Linked DNA regions of Homo sapiens: region 2 is linked to region 1. A link is a loop called in an ENCODE intact Hi-C map of the cell type or tissue named here. Cell type or tissue: gastrocnemius medialis. All regions are shown on one strand. Each heading gives the region's core, and the rest is flanking DNA. Links, peaks and the distances in the headings are about the cores only. Region 1 overlaps ADCY2 (adenylate cyclase 2). Region 2 overlaps LINC02236 (long intergenic non-protein coding RNA 2236).

The links. Peaks named below come from ENCODE experiments on the same cell type or tissue, not always from the same donor. Only the 100,000 strongest peaks of a DNase experiment are listed, where the experiment ranks them.
Region 2: a loop joins it to region 1, with 4 times the contacts of the local background. A loop is called at or near these places in 1 of 110 quality-filtered maps.

Annotation. Positions count from the first base shown.
Region 1 is chr5:7,440,054-7,448,816 of GRCh38, reverse strand. All of the region lies in intron 2 of ADCY2 (adenylate cyclase 2), which reads right to left. Among named protein-coding and RNA genes, the nearest start is that of ADCY2, 48 kb to the right of the region's middle. In gastrocnemius medialis, for the core only: no CTCF peak of the experiment used is centred there; no DNase peak of the experiment used is centred there; H3K27ac peaks cover 1,745 bases.
Region 2 is chr5:6,809,717-6,818,479 of GRCh38, reverse strand. All of the region lies in intron 1 of LINC02236 (long intergenic non-protein coding RNA 2236), which reads right to left. Among named protein-coding and RNA genes, the nearest start is that of MIR4278, 14 kb to the left of the region's middle. In gastrocnemius medialis, for the core only: no CTCF peak of the experiment used is centred there; a DNase peak (open chromatin) is centred at 5,254.

The sequences.
Region 1 (8,763 bases), core at 1,978-5,977:
AAAGGAACAAGATCATGTCTTTTGCAGGGACATAGACGGAGCTAGAAGCCTTTATTCTCAGCAAACTCGGGAACAGAAAACCAAATACCACATGTTCTCACTTATAAGTGGGAGCTGAATGATGAGAACACATGGACACATGTGGGGGAACAACACACACGAGGACCTGTTGGAGGGTAGGGGAGGGAGAGCAACAGGAAGAACAGCTAATGGATGCTGGGCTTAAAACCTAGGTGATGGGAAGATCTGTGCAGCAAACTGCCATGGCACACGCTCACCTGTGTAACAAACCTGCACATCCTGCACATGTACCCCAGAACTTAAAAGTTGATGAAAAAAAAAAATAATGAATGAATCTGATCAACACCAACACACCTACAGCTGTTACAGGCCTTACATAAAATAAGTCAGAGCCATCTGCTACACAGAGAGAGACTCAGGGGAGAATCTTTTTGCACCAGAAACTCTGAGCACGAGGGAAAAGGACAGACAGCACCTGACCTGGGTCTGGCACACGACATTCTTCAGAGACCCTTCTGCATCTTTAATGTATTCTCCTGATAACTCCTTTGAGACAAGTAGGACAGGGTACTTAGCTCTTCATATTGAAGGAGCTCCAGAGCTGCAGCTGAGGGAAGCAATAACCAGAAAGACCCCATCCCTACCTCAGGGTCTTGTGGGATTAGAAGAAGCCAGAGTTCCAGGTGTCCCCAGACAGCACACAGGGTTTGCACACAAGAGGGCCTGTTGTAAGCAGAGCAACTTCAGAGGGGTGCTTGTGCCAAGATATTTGGGAGGCCTCTTCAAGGGACACCCTCTGGTCACCGTGTCTGTGGAAGTCTTGGCCAAGCTCTGCAGCTGCCCCCTCCCTTCGGTAGGAAGCCCCAGGTCCTCAGGAAAAGCTTCTGCAGCCCCATTAGGTCCTGCTCCTTGTAAGCCCCTCCCCAGGCTCTGCTCCGGCCTTTTGGACACTTTTCTTCTGGATTTTCCCTCCAGCCTCCCCGTTAAACCAACTGTGAGTGCAAGAAATTCTGCTGAGATCTGGTACAACAGCATCTTCCACCTTTGGCCCTGGAAGCCCCTCATCTGCAAGATCCAGCTCCCCACTGTGCTGATCTCTTCCTGCTCTCAGAATAGCCTCCTCCTGCCTCTCGACCTCTTCACTGTGCAGGACCCCCTGGCTTCCCACTCACTGCCCAGCTGCAGGCTGTGGGAGTGAACATTTCTGCTAGAAGAAAGGCAGACAAACAAAGCTGAAAAACAGAAATCACATGAGGTAGGGGGAGGTGTGGAGATTACCTGACCAGACCTGGAAGCCACCCTGTACCAGCACAGAGCTGGACAGGCCCTGAGGTCCAGGATCTCAATTCCCTGAACCAGATTCTGAAGTGAAGGGATCCCTATAAGAGACTTGCTTTCCCACTGCCAGGATGATGCCCACTGCCAGGATGATGCTGCAAGCCCTTTCCTCTGAGGGGCAGGAATAGCCGTGGCCAGGCAGGGTCACAGGCAGTTAGACCTCAGTGTGCAGGGCCGTCCAGGCCAGAGACATCAAGAACCTAAATTAGAGGTGAGACCACAGGAGAGACCCGAGAGTTGCAGAAGAGCTTGGGGGATTTTGTTCTGGAGGGATCCCCAGAACAAGCTTCTGAGTAAGGTCGGGTGGTGGGCACTGAGCCTATTTAACTTCAGCCCTTGTACCAGATGACCGACTAAGGGAAAGAGTGATGACAGACAGCGTAACTGTGACGCACTCCGAAAGTGAAGAAACACATGCGTCACCTGCAGCTAACAAAACAAGCAGCATCCTTCAGAATTCAAGGATGAACTTAACATGAGAGGGCAGGGTCTGTGGATACTCATTAATTTTGGTAGTGCTTATAAGAGCAGGAAGCCAATAGTCCTATCAAAGAGGTATTGTAGAAGAACATTGTAGAAGAGTATTCACAGAAGGCAAATGCAAAAGAAAAATATAGTTCTTTCTAAGTGCCAAAAGAAACCATCTCCCCTTTTAAAATAAGCAAATAAAACAAATAGACCGCATGGCAAGACTATGTATCTATACTGTGCACACACGTGGGTATGGATCCAACTGTGTGTTCACTCACAGCAGAACTGAGACCAAGAATGCTGACTGCATCGATAAATGCAAATGGCCCTCTCTCACCTATAAAAACAAGACTTTCGGGTTACAAAACAATAACTCTATTCTGTATACCAAAGACTCACATTTATGTATGTATGTATGTATGTATGTATGTATGTATGTATGTATGTATTTATTTCAGAGACAAGGTCTTGCTCTGTGGCCCAGGCTGGTCTTGAATTCTTGGCCTCAAGCAACAAAGACAATTGAAATATCCCAGAAAGCTTAAAAACAAAGAAATGTAAAAGAAATTACCAGGCAAAAGCAATAAAATATAATCTGAAGTTAGAATTTGATATCACACATCATGAAATTTAGAATAAAAATTATTTAAAATAAAACAAATACAGGTGCTTTATAATGCCAGAGACTACAACGAACAATCAAGTTTCTTAAATATAGTTGAAGATATTAAATGATCTATGAAATTCATTTCCAAAAACATCAAAAGGCATTTAACAAAATACAACAACAATTCTTTATAAAAACATCCAGTAAAAGAGGAGTTGATGGATGCTTACTTAACATTGAATGTAATTATGTAAATATAAAAATTTTAGTCCAAATGCCAGCTCTTACTTAATATGGAAACACTGGAGAGATTCCTACTAGAGTGAGAAAAACTGCACAGATGCCAACTGTCGCCACTATTATTAAACATGGTAATGGATGTATTAGACGATGCAATGAGACAAGAGAAAGCAATTAGAAGCACCAGAATTGAAGGAGAAAAGACATAAAACAATCTTTATATGCAGATAAAACTGTGTGAAGATTCAAAAGTGCATTAAAAGACTGTTGAAAACAATATGAGGATTCTTTCAAATAGCAGAACATGAATTTAAGAGAGAAAAATCAATAAACCCAATTTAAAACAAAAATATGAAAAAAAGAAGACACAGTGCTAGAAAATATCTTTTACATAATAAAATAATTGAATGAATGAATGATAAAAAATGCAATGCTGAGGCACATAAATGAGATACGTGTTAAACCTGTATGAGGAACTTAGAACACTCCTGAAAGAATGATTCATGTAGACATGCATAAATGGAAAATGTAATGTTTTTGGATGAGATCACAAAGTCACCACTTCTCTTTAGGTTTAGTTATAATTTTAATGCAATCCCCATAAAAACATCTACATGTTTTAATTTTTTTCTGAGGGTAGGAAGTCCATTATAAAATGTGTAATATTATAAAAGATCTAGCAGATATTAAACATATAATTTCCAAAAATAAAACAGAGTGGTCCTGGCACCCACAGAGGCTAACAGAAGAAAATGAAATCGATGAAATGACCTGAGTGCAAGTGGAGATGAAGCACAGGAAAGCAGGGTGACCTTCCAGTAAACTGCACTGGGCCAGCTGGGTAGCCACATAGATAAAGATGACACTGGATATGCATGTCACACTTCCCACGGGGACAAATGCCCCATGAATCAGTAATCTAAGTGTAAAACTGAGCTCATGAAAGTGCACTGCTTTATAACCCAGCAGTGGGAGTGAGGGGAAACAGACTTCCTAAATATGTCTCCAAACACACTATAAGATTGATCTACTTAACTACATAAAAACTTAAAATAGAACTTCTGTATGCAAAACATCACACCAAAATGCAAAAGACAAGGTAAAAACTGGGGAAAATCTTTGCAACTTAAATCAAAGGTAAATGACAAATATCCCTATGAATAAAGAACTCTTAAAACTGGAGAACAACCTAATCCAATAACGGGCAAGACCACAAACAAACAGTGGAGAGGAGAAAAAATTCAAATGTCCTTTGGACACATGAAAAGCTGCTCAAGCTCACTTATAACAAACAAAATGCAAATCAAATCTGCCTTGGGATGTCGTTTCTCTAACTGTGTGATAATGCACTCACCTGATTGGCAAGCTGCAACCCAGGCACTGTTAGGCACTACTGGGGAAGAAAAGCAGTCCAAGCCCGGGGGAGTAAAATGAACAATAGCCAGCAATATCATGCTCATCCTTTGCCCTAAAAATCCTGTTCCTTAGAGACTATCCCAAAGATACACCGGCAAAAATGGAAAAAATTATTCATTGTAGCATTGCTAAGAGTAAAAGATTGAAAATAACTCCAATGTCAATCAATATTGGAATGATTAATGAATTAAGATAAACAGTGAAATGAAACATGCAGCCAAAAAATGAGCTCTGTATATTGATACAGAGTGTTAGCTATAGAATATCCTTTAGGAGGAAAAAAAAGGAGTAACTAAAAAGATAAAAACAGCCCCGGCGCGGTGGCTCACACCTGTAATCACAGCACTTTGGGAGGCCGAGGCGGGAGGATCACCAGGTCAGGAGATTGAGACCATCCTGGCTAACACGGTGAAACCCCATCTCTACTAAAAATACAAAAAAAATTAACCAGGCGTGGTGGCGGGCGCCTGTAGTCCCAGCTACTCGGGAGGCTGAGGCTGGAGAATGGCGTGAACCCGGGAGGCGGAGCTTGCAGTGAGCCGAGATCCCGCCACTGCACTCCAGCCGGGGAGACAGAGCGAGACTCCGTCTCAAAAAAAAAAAAAAAAAAAAGAGATAAAAACCAAAACCAGCAGAACTGTTCACCAAAAGGGGCTTGAAGAGAACAGGACAAAAATAGCAGGTATGAGGAAGATTTACCTGAAATCTCTCTGAGATTATATATAGATAGCCATATAGTTACAAGTTTGGAATTATGCATTTTATATATCCAAAAAGTCAATCTAAGTTTTACAGATGAAAACTGCTGAAAATTTAAAACAAAGTCAACACAACTATATATCAGGGAGAATCACAAAAACAGCAAGAAAATATTCCAAGGGATGTTAAAACACAATATTCCGACCCTATGTATTTCGTGAAATGCATCCTTAGAATGGAGACAGCAACAAAAAAATCTTAGCACTCAATCAGTGGTCATAGTATTAGTGTTAATACTGGTGTTTCAAAAATGTATATTATATATAAATATGTGTACGTGCTCACATACGTATCCTTTTTTTTTTTTTTTTTTTTTTTTTTTTTTGAGACAGAGTCTTACTCTGTCGCCCAGGCTGGAGTGCAGTGGCGTGATCTCGGCTCACTGCAAGCTCTGCCTCCTGGGTTCACGCCATTCTCCTGCCTCAGCCTCCCGAGTAGCTGGGACTACAGGCACCCGCCACCACGCCCAGCTAATTTTTTGTATTTTTAGTAGAGACGGGGTTTCACCATGGTCTTGATCTCCTGACCTCGTGATCCACCCGCCTCGGCCTCCCAAAGTGCTGGGATTACAGGTGTGAGCCATCACGCCCGGCCTTGTATTCCACAATAAAACAAGAATAAATAATTATTTAAAGGTGTTGAGTACGTAGATTTTAAATGTAAGAGTATATTCAGGCATAAAACTGAAGTTCCGATCTCATAATTTTAAATTTAAATAAGAAATGTTAGCATAAACTCATGGTCTCTTTCTCTTCAAAAACACTTCGTTTCTAGTTCTGTCTCCTAAAAATACATGAAAACAATGACATGGAGCAATGAGCCCTCCTTAAACACCATTCCCATCCCTGCTGTGGAAAAGGAAAGATGGAGGGTGTGTCAGGGGTATTTTGTTGTGCAGAAATCCAAAAGCTAAGAAAGACTAACAGGCTGTGTCCAAGGATGCAGAAGTGAACGTCATGGGGCTCTGACTAGCCAAAGAAGGGATAATTTGAGCATCAAAAATAATGGCTGTAACTGATAGAAACACATCAACTACATAAGAACATTTAGGATAATATTCAGGAGTATCAATCCAAGAGTTTATGTGATGCCCTCCAAAAAGAAAGCAACTCCCCCCAGAAAAATTAATCACCGAGTAATAGGGCACAGATTCCTTACTCTGAAAATTAGCAGTTGTTGAGAAAGTTAACAATTTATTCCTATTTTCCTATTCAAGTTTCATTTCAGATAAACTAATTAGCCCTACTCATAAGTGAAAGTTCCTTACAGGATAATTTCAAGAAAAGTAGAGAAACAAATGAAATAATGAGTCCAAACCAGGGTGAGTGAGAGATGAAACCAAGAAATGAAAGGGCAGTGAGAGAAAGAGCAGTGGAGGCATCAGTTTGTCACCCTCTGAGTCCACTGATCTATCTCAGTCCCAGGAAGACTGGGACAGAAAGACACGCTATCTCTCCTGATCACAACCAGGGGAACACACACCACCAGGGTAGCATTTTTGTCCTCGCCTCCAAAAATTAAAAGTTAAACCAAATCTAATGAAGCCATTAGAGGTACCGCTCAGTTTACAGAACATATTCAGTACAAAGACCCAGACACAAGCTAAAAGCCCAAGGAGATAGCAAATGGACAAATCTAGAATGTGAGGCATTGCACAGCCCAAGACAGAGCTTGTAAGATGAGCAATTTAGAGGATTCAAGTTGGATAGGAACAAAAGAGGAGAGACTAGTCTGGATGAGAAGACACACAGGAGGCACAACATGCAAATGCAATTAATGTCCCTAATGGGGATTTTGACTACATCAAACCAAATGCAAACAACAGACGTTTTTGAGACAACTGGGGCAATCAGAGTATAGACTGGATTGTGTCACAGCAAGCAGACATGGTTAGTTTTGTTAAGTGTGATAATGGTGTATCAGTCAGGGTCCTATCACAGAAATAGAATCAATAGGACCTATACCAGAAAAACAGAGAGAGTTTAAGGGATTCACTTATGTAATTGTGGCGGTTGCCAAGTCTAACATGACGAGGGCGGGCTGGTGGACCGGACACACTGAGGCAGGAGCTGAGGCTGCAGACCTGAGGCAGAATGTCTTCTGCTCTGGGAAGCCTCCAATTTTGCTCTTAAGGCCTTCCAGCTGATGGGGTGAGGTCCACCCAGAATTTCAAGAACCACCTCTTTGAAGTCAATTGATTAGAGATGTGCCACCATATCTACAAAATTCCTTCAGAGCAACACCTAGACGTGTGTTTAATTGAATTATGAGGTACTATGGTTAGCCAAGTTAATACATAAAACTAACCATCACAAATATCATGGTGGTTATATAAGCATTTTGGGAGCCAGTGGCAGCTTGAAATGAACCATGGGGGCATAGTTATGCCTTGGAAAACAGCAACCACTATAAATCAGGGCTTTTTTTCTTTATTTTTTTTCCTCTGTCAGGTGGTTTACCAGCACGCTATCATCCTAGTCATCAAGTCAAGAAAATGTGTGTACATGTCCATTAACTTTTATATTGACTGATTATTTAAAAAAAAAACACTAAAAATAATTAAATTTCATCAATATGACATGCAGTATCACTCAGCGAAGCATCTTCACTCGAAGGCATTAATTGATACTTGTTATACCCCAGTTTAGGGATTTCAGCCATCAGGAAGTAGGTTGTGACAATGGCTGCTGCTGCAATTCCATTCCGTCTCCCATGTATCAGTCTTGCCAAACTACTCTCAGTGGACAGCTGACCAGACATTGCTGGACGCCTCAACTCCAAACCTTGGAAATCCCCAGAAGTCAAGAAGTTTGTGTCCCTCAGTCACTTGATTTTTTTTTCAGGCATTCAAAATTCCTTTCTTCCTAAGAACGTATCTCCAAAACCGTCCTGCCCTCTACACCCTGACTGTAGCCTCTGGCTGAGCTCCCATCCTCCAAAGGTACAAAACCACGTTCAATTTCTGCAGCTCCGTTCCCTGCCTGCGCTAACTTCCTATGACTTGGTTTTCTCACCTGTAACGTGGAGACAGCAGCATCTTCTACCTCAAAGGGCTGTTCTAGCTCCAGTGGGTTCTTTGGCTCAGCCCCTCATAACCCTCCATGTGACTGCCTCTTCTGCTCAACTCTTGGGCCACACTGCTCTTTTTCTGGCTTATCCGACATGGTTATATGTCAGCATTTATTGATTTCTTTTGTATCATAAATTCTGTTTTTGACATTTTGAAAATCATCTGCTGCTTCCTAGGGTTTTTCCTATCTCTAAGAAATTTCTCACCATGAAGGATCACTGGCATCTTTAATCCTCATTAGCGGATCTGTCACTGTGTTTCCTCCTATAAAGCAACATGGTGGTGTTTGGGGGACTCTGGAAGGGCTGAATTAGGCTGAATAAGGGACAGAGAATGCTGTTTCCATGTAGCTTGTGCGTGCAAAAGGCCTAGACTCAAAATGTTCAGGATAAAATAGGTCCTGTTAATCATTCATCTGCAAAAATGCATGTTTCAACTCTGAAACGCAAAATGAAAAGATTTTTTTTAAAGTAGCTTAGGGAAAAAATACTTGAAAGGCTTCTGCAATTAAACATTTTAGAGCATAATCATAAAAGCTGAGTGCGCGCAGTGTATTTCTTCAGTGAATCATCTAGCTCCCTGTGAAAGAAAATCAAGAACATCCTTTGCTATATAATTTAATGCGATCTCTAAGTGAGGGCTCATTTTTAATAAATATAAAAGTAATGCATGACGAAATCCTCATCTTGACTGGATAGATGTCCACTCTATTATAACAACTTGAATTTAAGCCAAACCTGAGCACCCTCTCCTCAGACCTAGGACTTCTTGACATCTTTCATTATTCTTATCATTTTTAAATTCTCTCATCTTTGACATCACAGTCACTACACATAGCTGG
Region 2 (8,763 bases), core at 2,839-6,838, 630 kb after region 1:
GCTTTCCCTTCACTGTCCACACTTCCCAACCCCACCAGAAGATTATACATAAAAACAGGCTGGAAGGGGGAAGAAGAGACTTGGGGGGAATAAAATAAGCAAGACAGTTTGTTCCTTTTTGCCATTGCCTCTAAACATCTCATTACTTTGCATGATGTACAAACACACAAATAATGCACACACATACACACAAATAGCTCAGGAGGATAGACATGGATTTGGAAATAAAGAACTGATTCTCAGAAGACAGTGTGGCAATTCCTCAAGGATCTAGAACTAGAAATACCATTTGACCCAGCCATCCCATTACTGGGTATATACCCAAAGGATGATAAATCATGCTGCTATAAAGACACATGCGCACGTATGTTTATTGCGGCACTATTCACAATTGCAAAGACTTGGAACCAACCCAAATGTCCATCAATGACAGACTGGATTAAGAAAATGTGGCACATAGACACACCATGGAATACTATGCAGCCATAAAAAAGGATGAGTTCATGTCCTTTGTAGGGACATAGATGAAGCTGGAAACCATCATTCTGAGCAAACTATCACAAGGACAGAAAACCAAACACCGCATGCTCTCTCTCATAGGTAGGAACTGAACAATGAGAACACCTGGACACAGGAAGGGGAACATCACACATTGAGGCCTGTCCTGGGGTGGAGGGAGGGAGGAGGGATAGCATTAGGAGATACACCTAATGTAAATGATGAGTTAATGGATGCAGCACACCAACATGGCACATGTATACATATGTAACAAACCTGCACGTTACATGCACCTTAGAACTTAAAGTATAATAAAAAAAAATTTAATAATAAAATTTAAAAAAATTAAGAAAAAGAACTGATTCTCACCTATGTCTGGAGGTCCGTGAGTGGTAGACCCTACAAACATACTCAGCAATGCCCAGGCGAGCTGAGGACAGCACGGAGGTGAGAAGAGGCGTAACTGGATGGGAGGGCACAGACACCAGTGAAGCCAAATCTGGCACAGCAAGAAACCTGTCCCGATGTGTCATCAGAGGGCACCACAGAGAGCTAGAAAACGAGCTAGGATCCCAGCCACCCAGAGGCAGCAAAGCGAGTTGAGACTCCCCATTCTCAGAAGGAGCTTTCAGCTCAAGAAGCTACTGCATCCACTGGGGATCATCCATGCAAGGGGGCTGTGAGAAGCCACCTGGACCCCTAAAAAACAGGACTATTCCCTGGTATTGCTGGAGCCAAGAAAGGTGCGAGGTTGTTTAAGACTGAAAAAGAGCCCCGCAGAGATGTGTGCTCTGTCACCCTTGGAGCTCAGGCCATCTTGTGAGCTGACACCCTCTCTCAGCTTGGCCCCGTGGCAACAGACATGGTCAAACTTTGTAGATGTACAAGAGGGAGAAGGGGAGAGAAAACCCTTTAGGGGAGAAAACTTTGAAAAGCATCTCAATTTAACCCAATGGAAGCCAGAAGAGGCCAAGCAATGGACTAGACATGGCTGGAATACCTGGAGCTCAATAGCAGCAACAAGGAAAAATTTAAGAAAGAAATTAAAATGGTTCAGTAAACCTATTTGCTTAACATAAAAGAAGGCAGTAAAGGACCAAAAACAAGACGTACAGAAAAAAAAAAAATAGCAAAATGGTAGACAAAAGTGCAACTACGTCAATGGGTTAAATGCACCAAATAAAATACAGAGATTGTCAGAAAGACAAGTAAGACCTAATTGAAATACTGTCTATGAGAGATTCAAGTTACATTTAAAGGTGCAAATAGGTTGAAAGTAAAAGGATTTAAAAAAAAAACATGTATATTGTGAGAACAGTGGCCATAAGAAAGCTGGAGAGGCTATAGTAATATCAAGCAAAATAGATTTTAAGACAAGATATATTAGTATATTATCCTATAGGCCAAAGAAAAAAATTACAGGGGAAACTGGAAATAACTTGAACTGTCTCAGATATTTGGGGTTCACCATACCCACTAGAAAGACTATACTCAAAAAGACTAAAAAGGCCGGGCGCGGTGGCTCATGCCTGTAATCCCAGCACTTTGGGAGGCCGAGGCAGGTGGATGACTTGAGGTCAGGGGTTCAAGACCAGCCTGGCCAACATGGTAAAACCCCATCTCTACTATAAATGCAAAAATCAGTAGTACATGGTGGCATGTGCCTGTAGTCCCAGCTACTCAGGGGACTGAAGCAGGAGAATCACTTGAACTTGGGAGGCAGAGATTGCTGTGAACCAAGATAGCACCACTGCACTCCAGCCTACACTCCGGGCTAGATGACAGAAAGAGACTCCATCTCAAAAAAAAAAAAAAAAAAAAGAATACCAAGTTCAGGATAAGGAGAACTTAGATCCCTTTTTCTCATGCCTGAGGGGATGTAAAATGGGGCAGACACTTTGAAAAACAATTTGGCAGTTTCTTAAAAGGTTAAACATATACTTACCACACAACCCAGCCATTCCACTCCTAGCTACCCTAGAGAAAGAAAACATATGTCTACAAAAAGACTTTTATAAAAATGTTCATAACAACAACATCCATGACAGCCCCAAGCGGGAAAGCATCCAAATCTCTATCAACAGGAAAATTAGCAAAATGTAGTATATTTGTGCCATGGAGTACTACGCAGCATAAAAGAGGCAAACTGCAAATACAGGCAGCAACACATTTGAACCTCACTGCATTATGCTAAGTGGAAGAAGCCAGCCACCAAATAGTAAAATTGCATGACCCTATTTATATCAAAATTTCTAGAAAAGATTAAAACTTATAGACAGAAAGATGAGTCGTTGTCTGTAGCTACAGTGGCCCGCGGGAGCAGGACTGGCTGCAAATGAGTGAGAAGGAACTTTTTGGCATGATGAAAATGTTCTGAAACTTGATGGTGGTGATGGTTGAACAAGTTTCTATTACTAAATATCACTGTACATTTAAAGTGAATGAATTGTATGGTATGAACATTATAACTCAATAAACCCATAAAAAAGAAGAAGAAAAAACCCTGCAAGCAACGGTAATGTAGTCAATGGGGCATCATAAAAGGTGTTATAGACTCATTAGGGGATTCTTTCCTAAACAAAGTAATGCATTTTACTACCACATTCCGGTGTCAAAGAAAGGCAGAAGTGTCTGTATCTGTGTAAATTCACTTCCCACAATGTCCCTGCATCCCAGATCAGCCCCCTTAGAGGAGGCTCCATTTGTAGTATACTTAGCAGACAGCTTGTGTCTACACCTGCAGATCCACCACCTAATGAGACGGGAAGGTGCTTGGACAGATCCTGTGCCTGACCCTCTATCTAAGGCTATGTCAGTCTTATTTGCAAAACTCTTCTCATGAGGCATTAAAGTATGTTTTCTTTGCATTGCCATTTGGGCTGAAGACCAGCTGTGAAACACAAGATTAGACCTATGTCTGGGTTCCCGGTATCGCCAGGCATGGCATGCCAGTGCTGGCGCAGGAAACAGAGAAGCTTCCCCTGGCGCTCAGCCAAGGCTCCCAGGTACACCTAATGACACTTGCTGATCACAACCACTTTTCTCGAAGAGATTTCAAGGTTTTACACATTAATGTGGCAGCCTTCATATGGAAATTGGGCTTTCCAGATACTGGAAGCTAGAAACAGGGGTGGGCAGGTGAGTTTTCACAGTAGACTCCCCTGGGGATAAGAGGGATCTATTTTGCTGCTTTTGCCGATTGCCATGGTGTGAAGGCTCTCCCCATGGCCGATTTTAAGTGACTGACTTAATGTTCGCGAGCGTGAAGTTAGGAACAGAGGTCACAGCTGGCTCCAGCACACCTGTGCCTGGGGACAGAGGAGGAGCAGGAGGACATGAGGCACATACGTGACAATGACATACATGACATTAGGCACATACAATGTTTAATCAAGACTGAAAATGTCAGAGTAGAACCATGTCACTTTATTACTTGAACAGGTGAGATAAATTTAAAAGCATTTCAAATTTAACAAGCTGTTAATTACTATTCATATTGTTTTTCTGAATTTGGTTGTACCATTGGCAAATTTTCAGTAGGACCATTTGCATAGATATGTATTATATATACACACATACATATACACACACAGCATATATATATAGACATACCACCCCACATATATACATATACATATGTTAGAGTCTATCCATACACTTACACACATGCTAGAGTCTATAATCTTCTAGTTAGTTACAAGAAAATGGCTCATCGTGATCCTTAAATAACAGAAAATAGATTCCTCTCCAATAATATGAATCCTCCTATGATTTCCCTGAAATTACTGGAAAATGCTAATTAACCATACCTTGATCTCACAGCTTCGAACCTAATTGAGAAATTCACCCAAGACTCAGAAGGGGCTGAAAATTGCAGCATTGTCATCAGTAAAGCCGAATGAGAGACCGAGGCTAAGCATTGAAGCCCAAATAGACCTCTGAGTCCTGCTTCCATCACTGCGTCCACCTGCAGAGCAGCTGGGCAGACACCAGCCAACCACTTTGCTCAGACAAACATGAAAATCTGATTTTATTTCATGGCCTAAACCTCAGAGAAGGTGAAAACCCTCCAATATCTGGATGCTAGTCTAAGGACTAACACAGGCCCCAACCCACCATGATTGCAACAGATCAGGCCAGAGCACAGGTTCTGAGGACCTGCAGCCAATTTCTGCCGACGTATGTTTAGCATACCAGCAGTAGCTCCCAATTGTGAGGCATACACCACACCAGGCTTTTCCAAAGCTTTATTATTAACCTTGACAAAACCTGCTGGACATGTGAATTCCATTTTAGAGATATGAGTGTTCAGAGAGGTTAAGTAGCACGCCTGAGGTCGCCCAGCTGCTAATGGGAAAATCAGGATTCTTGCTCATAACTGTCTCACTCCATGGATAATTTGTGTGCAGGCAAAGTCCTCATGCTTGGCCAGGAGCCAGGCAGGTAGCTGCCAAGATTCCAGGTATATAATCATCAGGCACAAAACCTGGCCAAAAGAGATCAAACAGAAGTCCCCTGGAAATAACCATAATCTGTGGAGCACATTTCCTGTTTGGGGCACATCTCAATGCCTTGCACACCTCATTTCAAGCAGGCCCTCCCACGCCTTATAAAATACTTATCAACTTCACTTACAGCCAAAAACCCGGGACCTTAACCAAACAGCAGCCTTATCTGACATTGAGCTATTCTGCTTCCTTGCCTTTTGCAGACTGAAGCCTGAATAGGCTCAACACTGATTGCAAAAGTCTTGTGGCCTAGAGCCAAAGCTTCTTGCAGTTTCAAGGCTCTTTGGCTTGATCTCATTGCTAGACAGAAATTCTGGTGTGAATGGGCTTCCCTCACTCACAATGCACCAGCTGGCCTTGCTGCCAGAAAGTCACCATTTTTCCAAGGGTGGTGCTAGGATCCAGGTCCTCAGGAGGAACCATCTAAAGATGGCAGGAGAAGACCACGTCTCATCTTGAACAGAAACACCTGAGTCCAGGGCTTGGCTGAAGCCAAGAGCAGGAGTAAACAGGCTGGGATTAACATGAGTTCTCGCTGATACCCTGAGCCAGTGATTCCTGCCCCACGACACCTGTGGATGCTTATATAGTAAGAAGGAAAACAAACACTGTCCCTCTCTCATTAACACCGAAACATTTACCTCCCTCTAGCAACAATTTTTTTTTTTGAGGTAGAGTCTCACTCTGTCACCCAGGCTGGAGTGCAGTGGCGCAATCTCAGCTCACTGCAACCTCCGCTTCGTGGGGTTCAAGCTATTCTCGTGCCTCAGCCTCCCGAGTAGCTGGGATTACAGGTGTGCATCACCATGCCTGGCTGATTTTTCTCTTTTTAGTAGAGACAGGGTTTCTCCATGTTGGCCAGGCTGGTCTCAAACTCCTGACCTCAGGTGATCCTCCCACCTCAGCCTCCCAAAGTGCTGGGATTACAGGCGTGAGCCACCATGCCCAACCCCTCTATTAACAACTTTTAAAAGTGGCATTCTGAACAGAATGAAAGGGTCATCATTTATCTCCGGCTGTAGTTACTATTGGGCTACCTTTATCTAGGGATCCAGTTACTGACCCAGGTCCTCATCTAACTGAGGCTTCTCATCTCCAAGACACGGAGAACATCAGCAAGGCTGGACGTGGAGCCCCCTCCTCCACCAGAGGTGCTGTTTCACAAGATGGTACCTCCACTTCCCCAGGTCCAGGCTCCTCTTGGCAGGCCCCAGCTTGGAGTCCTGGATCTGTGCACATGGTGGTAGGTGCAGACATCAGACCGGCACAAATCATGAATGTACTTTCTGTTCAGCTTTGAGGATTGGTCAGTGACTAGCAATGAGAGACAGAGAGAGTCTTTGCAGAAATGACAAACAAAAGGTTTGACAGCTGACACAGAACGTGGAAACTTGAGAACCCTGTTGTTCCAGCTAAGACATGGGAGCAAAAAATAAAAACCTAGCCCTATCCTATAAAAACACTTTTCAAATGCAAAAGATATCTGTAAGTTGGATTTTGAGTTTGAGTTTGAGATTTTCATAAAGCATAGTAAGAAAAACTCCCATCTTAAAATTACCATTGTCAGAGAGAGTTCACAAGGGGCGAGGTGAGCAGTAGCAATTAATAATTTAGCATTCATGTAATATCTGGCATTTGCAAACTGCTTTCCCATCATCTTTTCTTATTGCTGCTCACAAGCACTGCAGGTAGGGAGTCAGCAATAATTATGTCCTAAGCTCAGAGAGGTGCTGGGTCAGTAACTGGATCCCTAGAGAAAGATAACCTAATGGTAACTAGAGCCTGAGATTAATGACGACCCTTTCATTCTGTTCAGAATGCCACTTTTAAAAGTTGTTAATAGAGGGAGGTAAATGTGTCAGCTGCATTAATAAGAGAGGTGTGGTGTTTGTTTTCCTTCTTAGTATATAAGAGCCAGATAATCAAAATACACATACAAAAATACCACTGACAGTAAGGGTCCAAAAGAGGTAATGCTTTCACTAGTACTTTGAGACATGACTTTTGTTATTTAAAAGCAGAGACATTTGAAATTTGTGGGTATTTTCCATTTCGGAGAGACGGACTTTGAGACCACAAACCATAGTCAATACTAACTATGCTTTAACTCTTCTAAGATACAGAGCAAGCACATCATCAGCCAACTAGGGAGTGGTCCAGTCTTTTCCACTCTTGTGAATATGAGTGGCTAGCCAGTGGGAAGGGACCCTCATCTTTGCTGTATGAGTTGAGCCCCCGCCTTCTGCTGGGCACCATACACAGACATCAACAGCAAGCCCGGTCTGGCCCTGCCTTTGCTGGAGAGGAGGGGCATCCTCATCTGCCTATGCCAAGGCCTGTGGGAAGGGACGTGATCCTGGGCAACAGAGAAGCATAGTGTGACAGGTCCAGAAAAGGGTTCTGAGAATGTGACATTGAGCTGACGTCTCAGGGTGAGTAGGTATTAACTGGAAAAGAAGGGAAGAGGGAACAGCATGTGCAAAGACCCAGAGGTGGAGGCTGCACAGGTCATTGGAGGGATGAAAATGAGGCCAAGAATCCAGAGCTCAGAGTGAAGGTGCAGGAACAGATGGAAACAGAGAGCCAGGGCTGGGAAACAATGGCCACACACAGAGGGCAGCACGCAGCAGCTTGGGCTCCAAGACTGAGCCTGACCTGCCACTTAGCAGCAGCCACCACTGACGAGTTCCTTACTACCTCCATGTCCAGCTTCTTCACCCGTAACTGGAGGCCACAACAGAATCTACCTTACAACATTCTGCAGAACAGTCAATGCTCCATAGAGTGCACATAAAACATTCTAAAACGGGGTCTGTTTTGCAGCAGAGATGTAAGAATTTTCTTTTAACCTGCACTGTTCCCATCCTGACATTTTCTTACCTTTAGGCAAGAGTTTCCTACCCTGTGTTCTATGGGACATTGTTCTGTAACATATTCTGAGAAAGGGTGCCCTAATTGAGTTTGAGAAACATTGCATATGGCACATTTAAGAATCTGAGAGTCCCACAGTTTAAAACAAAACAAAACTTTTTGTAACCAAGTGTGTGCCCTAACAAATCAACTATCCCATGCCGCTTCCTTTGTGCTGGACGCGAAGTTGTCAACTGTTCATAATCTGTGTCTGACTCCACGAAATTTCCATGCAGAGAATGTTGAGAGGCATCAGCCAACAATCATTCCAGACTCTGGCGCGTGCATTTGCAGGCCTGCAGCAGAGCAGTTTCATTGTTGTTATTTAGGAAATAAATTAGCTCCAAGTACCCATTTATGATACAAATGCTCAGGCAGTCCTCATTTCTCAGAGCTTTTTCCTGACCCATAGCTATAATTTTCCATTTATTCAGTGGATGACATCCAGGGAACAAATATGTGTTACTTGAACGATAAGCCCTTGTTAGCGTTATTTCATCTCTCAGTTTCAGGCTCCTCATCTGTAAATCACGGTATCAGACTAGGTGGCCTAAAAGCCCTTCCAAAACTAGGATTATATGATTCTATGTTAAAATCTTTCCAGGTTGTGCATTTTCTGTTCTTAGGTGGCCACTGAGATGGACCCAGTCTCGATATGAGCAGATGGACACACATCCATCACAAATGAAGGACAGATTTCTAGGCCTCCGTGTGCTTCCATTATTTCATCCCTTTTAGCAGTGCTAAAGAATATTCACCAAATGCATGATCATGATTACTTTTGTAATTTTCTATGTGTCTATTTTTTAAAAAGCATTAAGTACAGAAAAATATATTTAAAAAAATA